Regions from separate parts of the Homo sapiens genome. Here region 1 is linked to region 2. Evidence: chromatin loops called from intact Hi-C (ENCODE). Cell type or tissue: ascending aorta. All regions are shown on one strand. Each heading gives the region's core, and the rest is flanking DNA. Links, peaks and the distances in the headings are about the cores only.

The links. A loop is a pair of places that touch in the nucleus more often than their neighbours do. Peaks named below come from ENCODE experiments on the same cell type or tissue, not always from the same donor. Only the 100,000 strongest peaks of a DNase experiment are listed, where the experiment ranks them.
Region 1: it touches region 2 in a loop (2.2-fold over the local background); 2 of 110 quality-filtered maps call a loop at or near these places.

The regions. Positions count from the first base shown.
Region 1 is chr6:82,143,320-82,147,720 of GRCh38, reverse strand. No RefSeq gene overlaps it. Among named protein-coding and RNA genes, the nearest start is that of LINC02542, 44 kb to the right of the region's middle. RefSeq lists an enhancer at 2,336-3,535. In ascending aorta, for the core only: no CTCF peak of the experiment used is centred there; DNase peaks (open chromatin) are centred at 2,590 and 3,260; H3K4me3 peaks cover 959 bases; H3K27ac peaks cover 2,144 bases.
Region 2 is chr6:82,074,749-82,079,149 of GRCh38, reverse strand. All of the region lies in intron 1 of LINC02542 (long intergenic non-protein coding RNA 2542), which reads left to right. All of the region lies in intron 3 of LOC107986617 (a long non-coding RNA gene), which reads right to left. Among named protein-coding and RNA genes, the nearest start is that of LINC02542, 25 kb to the left of the region's middle. In ascending aorta, for the core only: a CTCF peak has its summit at 2,151; no DNase peak of the experiment used is centred there; H3K27ac peaks cover 1,015 bases.

The sequences.
Region 1 (4,401 bases), core at 242-4,241, 68 kb before region 2:
TAGCAGTATGCTTCATGATCTTCTTTCTTGTGATGCTGGGCAGTATCAGTGAGTTGCAGCTCCGAGGCAGCCATAATATCACGAGGGTAACTAACCAGTACTCTACAGTGTACTCTGTACCAGATGATTTTGTCCAACTGTAGGCTAATGTAATTTCTGAACACCTTTAAGGTATGCTAGGTTAAGTTAGGGTGTTCAGTAGGTTAGGTGTATTAAATACATTTTTGACTTATGATATTTATCAAATTATTGTTCAACTGTACTGCAATATGCTTGTCAGCATACCATGGCCTTCCCTGCCTAGTATTGCAATCTTCCAATAAGAATCTTGTTAACACCTTTTCCTTATTTCAGTGAGTTGCCATCAAAATTAGTTGTGTTTTTTTTTTTAAATACAAAGCTCTTTGAAACTCTTTGACATAAGTGGGACTTATTTTTATTTTCTATTTGAAAATAAGCCTAGGAAAGGAAGACACAGATCTGGGCCCAGGCCATATATAGCTAACGGTCCCCTTCAAACATTGTAGAAGAATATTAAGTTACTGTGACTCCTTGCGGAAAGCACAGACATGGCCAGACCCTAGCACTAGAAAGCTCAGGACGGAGCCAGTATGATAAACTGCTGTCAGAACAACCAAAACTATTTTCTATTTTAATATAAGAGATCTGAAAATACTTTTTATTAGAAAAGGAATATACTTAAGAGTTGTGCCTGTTTTGTACTTGACCCTGAAATCTTGGTTTCATGACTCTTGCCTACAAAGTATCTTTCAGTACCTTCTAAAGAGATTTGAATGACTGAGTATGTATTGCCAGGGTCTGCTAATCACTGCTTGTTTTAATGGAAGAGAAAATACGGATACTGTTTGTATTCTGAAAGTCAGTGAAGAATTAATCAGACTTTGTTCTGAGCATTGAGTAAAGGTTTTAGTAACCAGGCAGGGAGTGGAGTGGACTTCATTAACACACCTTCACTGGGGTAACTTTTACTTGGGCTAAAACCACCAGAAAGATATTTATAATTGGCCGTACAATGTGTAGGATAGCGCCAGTGTAGGATATTTTGACTTGGTAATATAACAATGTTTTCTTTGTCATTATAGATATGGTTACATTCTGTAGATGACTTTGCAGTTGATCTTGTGATGAGTTTGCAGGTCTTTTATTGCAAGATAATATGGTAAGTAACGCAAAACAATAATTTGTATCCGCCAGAATACACTGACATACACTCGGTGGCCAAAAACTGCTTGACATTTCTGAAAACATACTTTAGATGGCAAGCCTGACACTAAGCAATGAGTGAAGGGTTTAGGTGTTTCTGCAATAATTAATATGGATAAGAAACATGGTAGAACCTCAGGAAGACTAAAGCTCTTAGTTTTGGTAGTGAGGACTGCAGGTGGTTTTGCTTGTGTTAATGAAAGCCAGAAACATTGATGATGTGGCTTAAGAAGATGTTTTGACACCTGAAGTGATTTATGGTGTAGGGCTTTAGGACTTCCTATGAAGAACCAGTTTCTTCCCCAGTGGCTTTGTGTCACCTCCCATAAAATGTCCAGTGGAAGCTTTCAGCCACATTAACTATTTGAGCACTGTAATCTCACAATGCATGGTGACCACAGCAGTTTTGGCCAAAGGCCTGGATAGAAAACCCTGGCAACTCAAGAGATCAAGCAACCTGAATGGTTTGGGCTCTCTAGGAAAGTATTCAGAGGGTCTGCTTCTTTAAACAAAAAACAACAAAACTCTTCCCATTTCTCACTGAACCATCATTGATAAGGGCTCCTGGTGTCCTCCCTGTCTGTTCACCTTAAGAGAGGGGCACAGAAGCCTCTACTTAGCTGCTGTTTCTGAGCCACATTGTGTGGAGGAAGGAGGGTACTCAGACAAACAAGGCTCACTAACCATTTGTTGTACTGTTACAAATTGGGCCGAGCCCTAGGTGTCTTTTCTAGCACCCTTGAAAATAGCATCCAATTCTTTGGCTAATTCCAGGCGAGGTGAAGAACTATGGTAAGCAGTAGCATCATCACCATGGAAAACCAAGGTATATGGGAAAAGTTAAAGATGTGGTGTTCTTGTAACTGTGGCTTATAATCAATGGAAGTAAGGCCCCTATTTACCAATAGTAAAGAGCATTTGTGTTTAGACTTCAAACTGCAGCCCTTCCTGGGTTCTGCTTAAACTTGATTTTTAGTTTCTTGAAGTGGTTTTGGAATTATAGTTGAGATAAAGATAGTAATATCACAATATAGATTTAGCTTTTAAATTGCATCAAGTAATATTGGAAGGCTTTAAAACTTACTTTAATATTCAAGCATAGAACAGGAGAGACTCAGACTATTTATACTTTCGCATTGGAGCTTGAATTGTGTACAAGTATGTATGTGAGTGTTTTGAATGTTTTCTGTTAGGTTTTTAGCTACGATAGGGCACATCAACTTATTTACACTCCAGCATAGTGAGCAGCAGCATAAGCCTTGGATCTGACAAAGCCGTGATTCTGTGGGAACATTTATATCACGTTTTCTGTCTCTCTCTCCTAAAGGGCGACTGAGGGAACCGATCCCTCTGGGACTTTTGCATGAGTCATTTGGCAGTCAGCATTGCTGCTTGTGAGCTATTGACAGGCAGTAGCCACTCCTCCCTCACCATTCCCTGTTCTGAGAAGCATACCTTTATCACTTCCATGCTTTTCTTCTTCTGTTCTGAAATTTTTTTAACAGAAAGGGTGTGTGTGTGTGTGTGTCTGTGTGTATGTGTGTGTGTGTGTGTGTGTGTGTGTAGGGTGAGAGAGGAAGAAAAACAGGTGATTTATATGCTTTAAATTCCTTTTCATTTTGCAAGGAGACCACATGCCATTTCCAAGACAGAGACATCCTGTGAGAAACAGATTTCATTAGAGAGTCTGAAATGACAGGAATGGTTTAAATTCAGCATCGAGGAAGAGAATGCTGCCTCTAGGTAATGCACAGCTAAAGTGGTTCCAAATGTTTTATCTGATGCCAGCTGTGCAGCCTTCTGGATAAATCATTTCACATCATACACTTCAGAGCATCCAGTGCGGATGTATCCCCCTGCCACAGAGATCCTTAACTGGAAACAAGCAGCTACTGCACTGCTACTGCCCCAAAAGGAGCTGCTTCCTCACCCCCTCACCGTTTCAGCATTTCCAGCACCATCACCTCATCCCAACAGCTCCATGACGGAACTCAGAGTGATGCAGACCAATAAACTCTGCCCATTGGGACTGAGTTTCCCTGAGTACACTAGCCATTCACTCCTATTTATTTTCCTTTAGACATGGTGAATCATCTTTTGTGCCGTCTTACATTGTGTGACTCATTGCAGTCTATTTTCTGCCCAGGCTCAGCCCAGTGGCTCATTTCTGGAGAGGCCCCTTCCATGTCTTAAATGTCATGGATCACAACATTGTACTTTGTAGGAATCCCAAGCTCGCTTCACCGGAGATTAGTGTAGTTAATCAGTAAGAGGATGACAAAGAAATTGCCTTTGTATGGATGAAACTACCCAGGTCTCTCAGACACTTATTTTAAGACCATAATTTGCATATTGCTTTGTGGTGATGACAGTGTTGGACTTTGTAATTTCATTCCCTTTGCTTTTATCAGGAGACACGTGTATCAAATGCAGCATGTGAAATCAACATCTGCTTAAAGAAGTTTCCAGCACAAACCTTAGCTAGTGGTGGCCTTTGCTAATGGCCTCCCTTCCCCTCCCCTCTGCTCTTCCACTTACCTTTTCTCCATGTACATGTTGGAGCAAAATAATTTTTATTTCTTCTTGATGCTCTTTCTAATTTATGACAAAATAGCTTTTCCAGATGACATATTACTAGTTAAATCAGAAAAAAAAAGAGTTTGTCCAGTATACTTAGAAATGATAAACTTCACATTCTCTGGAGATTTGAGGAGCTTTTGGTGTCTGTCTTTGATAGTAAAGGAACCAATAGTAGTCTCTGCTTCTCCTAAAGGGCCAGGAAGAGATGCAGAAAAGTCTGGTGTCTGTGTCAGGTGTGAAGGAATGAGCTTGGCTGCCTGCATACCTTGGCCACGATTCCTGATGGCTAGGCTGGCTGTGGCTATTGGGCAAATGTTGAATCTTAGCAGCAGAACAAAGCAAATCTTTTTCCAATTGTTTTATTTAATCACATTTGTTTTTCAGGGCAAATTTTGGGTTTATGCAAGGGTAAGACTCAGCTTTTCCTGGATTAGGAAATGGATTATAAAATATTTTGCTGGGTCAGTACACGAAATACCTCACCCTGAGATGAGCTCAGGCGCTTGCTCAAGGCCCGAATGCCTCGAAAGTTTAGGTTCTGAAGAAAACATGACAGGAAACAATTGCGTCTCCATGCTAGACAGTTACCTAATGAAC
Region 2 (4,401 bases), core at 141-4,140:
ATCTGTAGTGATTGACACTGGTTAAAGTCAAACAGTCACAAATAGTCTAAGGAGGATTAGGTTTTGTTGTTCATTTTTTTTTCCGGAAATACTTACTATTTAAAATCTTTGGCTGGGCATGGTGGCTCATGCCTGTAATCCCAGCACTTTGGGAGGCCAAGGCAAGTGGATCACTTGAGGTCAGGAGTTCAAGACCAGCCTGAATAACACAGCAAAACCCCATCTCTACTAAAAATACAAAAATTATCCAGGTATGCTGGCACACACCTGTAGTCCCAGCTACTTGGGAGGGTGAGGCATAGGAATCGCTTGAACCTGGGAGGTGGAGGTTGCAGCGATCTCCACCAGAGATCGCACCACTGCACTTCAGCCTGGGTGACAGAGTAAGACTCTGTCTCAAAAAAAAATTAAAATAAAATAAAATAAAATAAAATAAATAAAATAAAATAAAATAAAATAAAATAAAATAAAATAAAAATCTTTAACATGAGGAGGGCCATAGATTGTGGGACCCAGTACAAAATAAAAGTGCAGGGCCTCTTGTTCAAAAAGTAAAACCTTCAAGATAGTAATAGCAGAGCAGTAAACTAAGTATAGAGTGCTTCTAAATGTGGGGCCCTGTGCAGTTGCATAAGTCCCATGCCCATGGAGCTGGCTGTTTCCTAACAGTGCATTTGAACTGTTTGTGACCATGGCCCTGGCATGCTCTGCAACCTCATCATCTACCTCCTTCCCACATGCTCCAACTATTTCACATGGCTTGCAGTTCTTAGGATACTTCATGTTAGCTCATGTGTCCATGGCTTTATGCATATGGTTCATTTCCTTCCCAGAATTTTCTTCACTACCAAGGCTGACTGATACGTTCTATTCATTTTTGTCCATTAACTCCCCTGAGAGTTATCCTATCCTTTGTTGAGCCATCTCTGATCTTGTGAAGTCTTTATTATTATGCTTTACATATTTTATTATATTTTTGTTTACTTGTTTCTCTTCTAAAATATGAGCTCATTGCGGTGAGAAATTGTTTTATTTACTTCATTGCCTAGTCCAGAGTGGATATTTAATAAATGTTTATTTGTAAATGAACAAAGGGGTAAAATTCTAAACATACAATATAAAGGTAAGCTATATTTAAAATAAGTACAATTTTTTAATTGAAATAGTGTGACATACTTAAAATTAAAAAAAAGGAGTGACTCGACTTAGTCTTTTCAATTTTTCCCATTTCTTATTCAATTAATCTTTAACATATATATATATATATATATATTTAAAAATTATTTATTTTTGAGACAGAGTCTTATTCTGTCGCCAAGGCTGGAGTGCAGTGGTGCAATCTCTGCTCACTGCAACACCCACCTCCTGGGTTCCAGTGATTCTCATGCCTCAGCGTCCCATAGCTGGGACTACAGGCACGTGCCACCACGCCCGGATAATTTTTGTATTTTTAGTGGAGATGGGGTTTGCCATGTTGCTCAGGCTGGTCTCGAACTCCCATCCTAGGAACTGCAAACGATCCACCCACCTCAGCCTCCCAAAGTGCTGGGATTACAGGCATGAGCCACAGCCCCTGACCAATCTTGAATAATTTTTATATTCAAATTGGTAAAATAATTTGACCTCGTTCTTACACTCTGGTTTACTCTATTTTTACTTTCACATTTTTGTCTTTTAGTGCTAGGATTAATAAGTCCACTTCACATAAATAAGATGACAAGGGAGTTATTAGGAGTGATGTTTTGGAATAAACTTTTCTGAGAGATTATTATATCCTGAATGAATAAATGAACCAATAACTGAATGCTAACAGTAGCTGGACTAGCAATGATTGCTTTCCTTACGTTTTTATTTATAGTTTTTTATTGTTATTTCCATACACCATGGCCAAATTCTTTCTTGTTCCTTTGCAATAATTTCCACCAACTGCTGGAAAGTTAACAGGTATGAACTGAAATATAAACTGCAGTTTCTCTAGAGTTTTGTGCTGCCTTTTCACTCAGTGAGACATTACTTTCCAGTCCCAAGGGTCAAGATCATGAATCATTTTATTATTTTATTTCCTCTTTTTTCTTTTTCAGGAAAAGTAATTCATCTGAGAAGGCTGACACCCTCTGGGCACTATAAAAAGCTCTGTTTAATAGCAAGCAAAATGAAGAAGGGAGGAGACACCCTTAGCTGAGTAAAGGGTAGACTGAGGATATTTCTGGCCCTGACTGTAGTCTGTAAGAAAACAGAAAAACAGAAACAAGTGGAAATATAAAGAGGAGTAAGCCTCATCCAGGCAGTGGTAACCTGGAGTAAGGATAGTCACACAGAGCGCTGTAGTCCTCAAAGCAAGACTGTTCCAAATCATGTTTATTGAGCATTCACAATTTCAGAAGACCTGGTCTCAGAGCTGCTGGAGCCTAAATCCTAAGAAAACAGATGAACAGAGTGATCACTGCATGATGTTTTCTCACATTTATTTCATCCTTTATTCCAGGGTGGGAATTGTGTACTGATTATGATTATGGTAGGTAGGAAAACACTTTAAACTTAAGTTTTGTGAGAGAATTGAGGTAATCATTGGGGAAAAAAGAGGCATGGGAGAGAATTATGCCAAGCATATTGGATGGGATGGAAAAAATAAGAGTTTGAGGAAAGCGAGGGTTATTTTATGAAACAAGTGAACATATATTTTTTCTTATATTATTTGTTTTGTGATCAATTCAAAAGCTTTTGCTTTTCACATGTGAACCTTTTTAAAAACTTTTATTTTAGGTTCAGGCATACATATGCAGGTTCATTATACAGGTAAATTGCATGTCACGGGGGTTTGGTGTACAGATTATTTTGTCATCCAGGTAGTAAGTGTGTAGTACCTGAGAGGTAGTTTTTTGATCTTCTCCCTCCTCCCCACCTCCACCCTCAAGTATGCCCTGGTGTCTGTTGCTCCCTTCTTTGTGTCCATGTGTGCTCAATATTTAGCTCCCACTTATAAGTGAGAACATGCAGTATTTGATTTTCTGTTCCTGTGTTAGTTTCCTTAAGATAATATGTAAGCCGATATTTGAGAAGGAAAATTAAAGAATGGAATGGAGGGAAATAATATCAGTAGGAAAGCCTGAAAACAAACTGGGACAACTAATTTTATTCATTCATTCACTCATTCATTCACCCATGTAATTGTCTAATGCTTGCCAGGCAAAATAACAGATCCCACTAACTTTGTTTTGTTCCTTTTTTTAAATAGAATGGCAAAAAGCTGGAGCTATTCTTTTTTTTTTTTTTTTTTTTTTTTTTTGGAGATGGAGTCTCACTCTCCCGAGTAGCTGGGATTACAGGCATGTGCCACCATGCCCAGCTAATTTTTTTTTTTTTTTTTTTTTAGTAGAGACGAGGTTTCACCATGTTGTCCAGGTTGTTCTCAAACTCCTGACCTTAGGTGATCCACCTGCCTCGACCTCCCAAAGTGCTGAGATTATAGGCATAAGCCACCGTGCCTGGCCAAATGGAGCTATTCTTAACCTCAGCTCTGCAACTGTCTGTTTATTGCCATTTCTCAGCCAATTTACATGTCTCCTTTTCAGTCAACTCCACTAGGATCTATAGGCTCACAATATAAAATCAAAACTATACATATAATTAAATCATACAAATATACTATCTACTTTGTTATATTTTTATAATAAATACATACATAATTGACCAATATAGAATGTATATATTTGAATTGTGGAATAAAAAGGAAAGTAAAATATCTGATTATTTTCGTGATAATTTTCTATGTCATATATTTATCTGGATGATTAATTTCCCATTGAACTTAAGAAAATCTATTTTAAAGTATAAAAAATTCCTATTTACACCTGAAAGTAACATAGCTATTACTGGTATAATGATAGTGATAATAATAGCTAGCATATATTGTGTGCTTCATACCAGGTGCTATTCCAGATACTTTAAATATACTACTTTAGCTAATCCACACAACTTTTTGAAGAAAGTACTGTTATTATTTCTATTTCCTAGATGAGGAAACTGAGGCTCACAGTGTTTAAATCACTTTCCAGGGTGATGTGGAGAGAGAAGAGCTTGTGTTTAAGTGCAGTCTGGCTGGCAGGAGAACCAAGCTCTAAACTCCCAAACGCTACTGCATGTGCAGTGTTTATGGTTTAGCAATAGCACTTAATAGATATGTAATGTTGCCAGAGTGGCGTGGTGCTACTTCATATCAATTCATCAGGAATACTTCATGGTGCAGAGATGCATCTTGTGCATCAGCACACAGAAAACTGGAAAAACACAAATATTTTACACTGTTCTTGATCTTTCAACTGTAGTCATTTAGGAATTTTACCATTTCCTTCTTTGGCCTGTGGGCCATTGTTATTTCTCCTACTTACAATTCAAATTCCC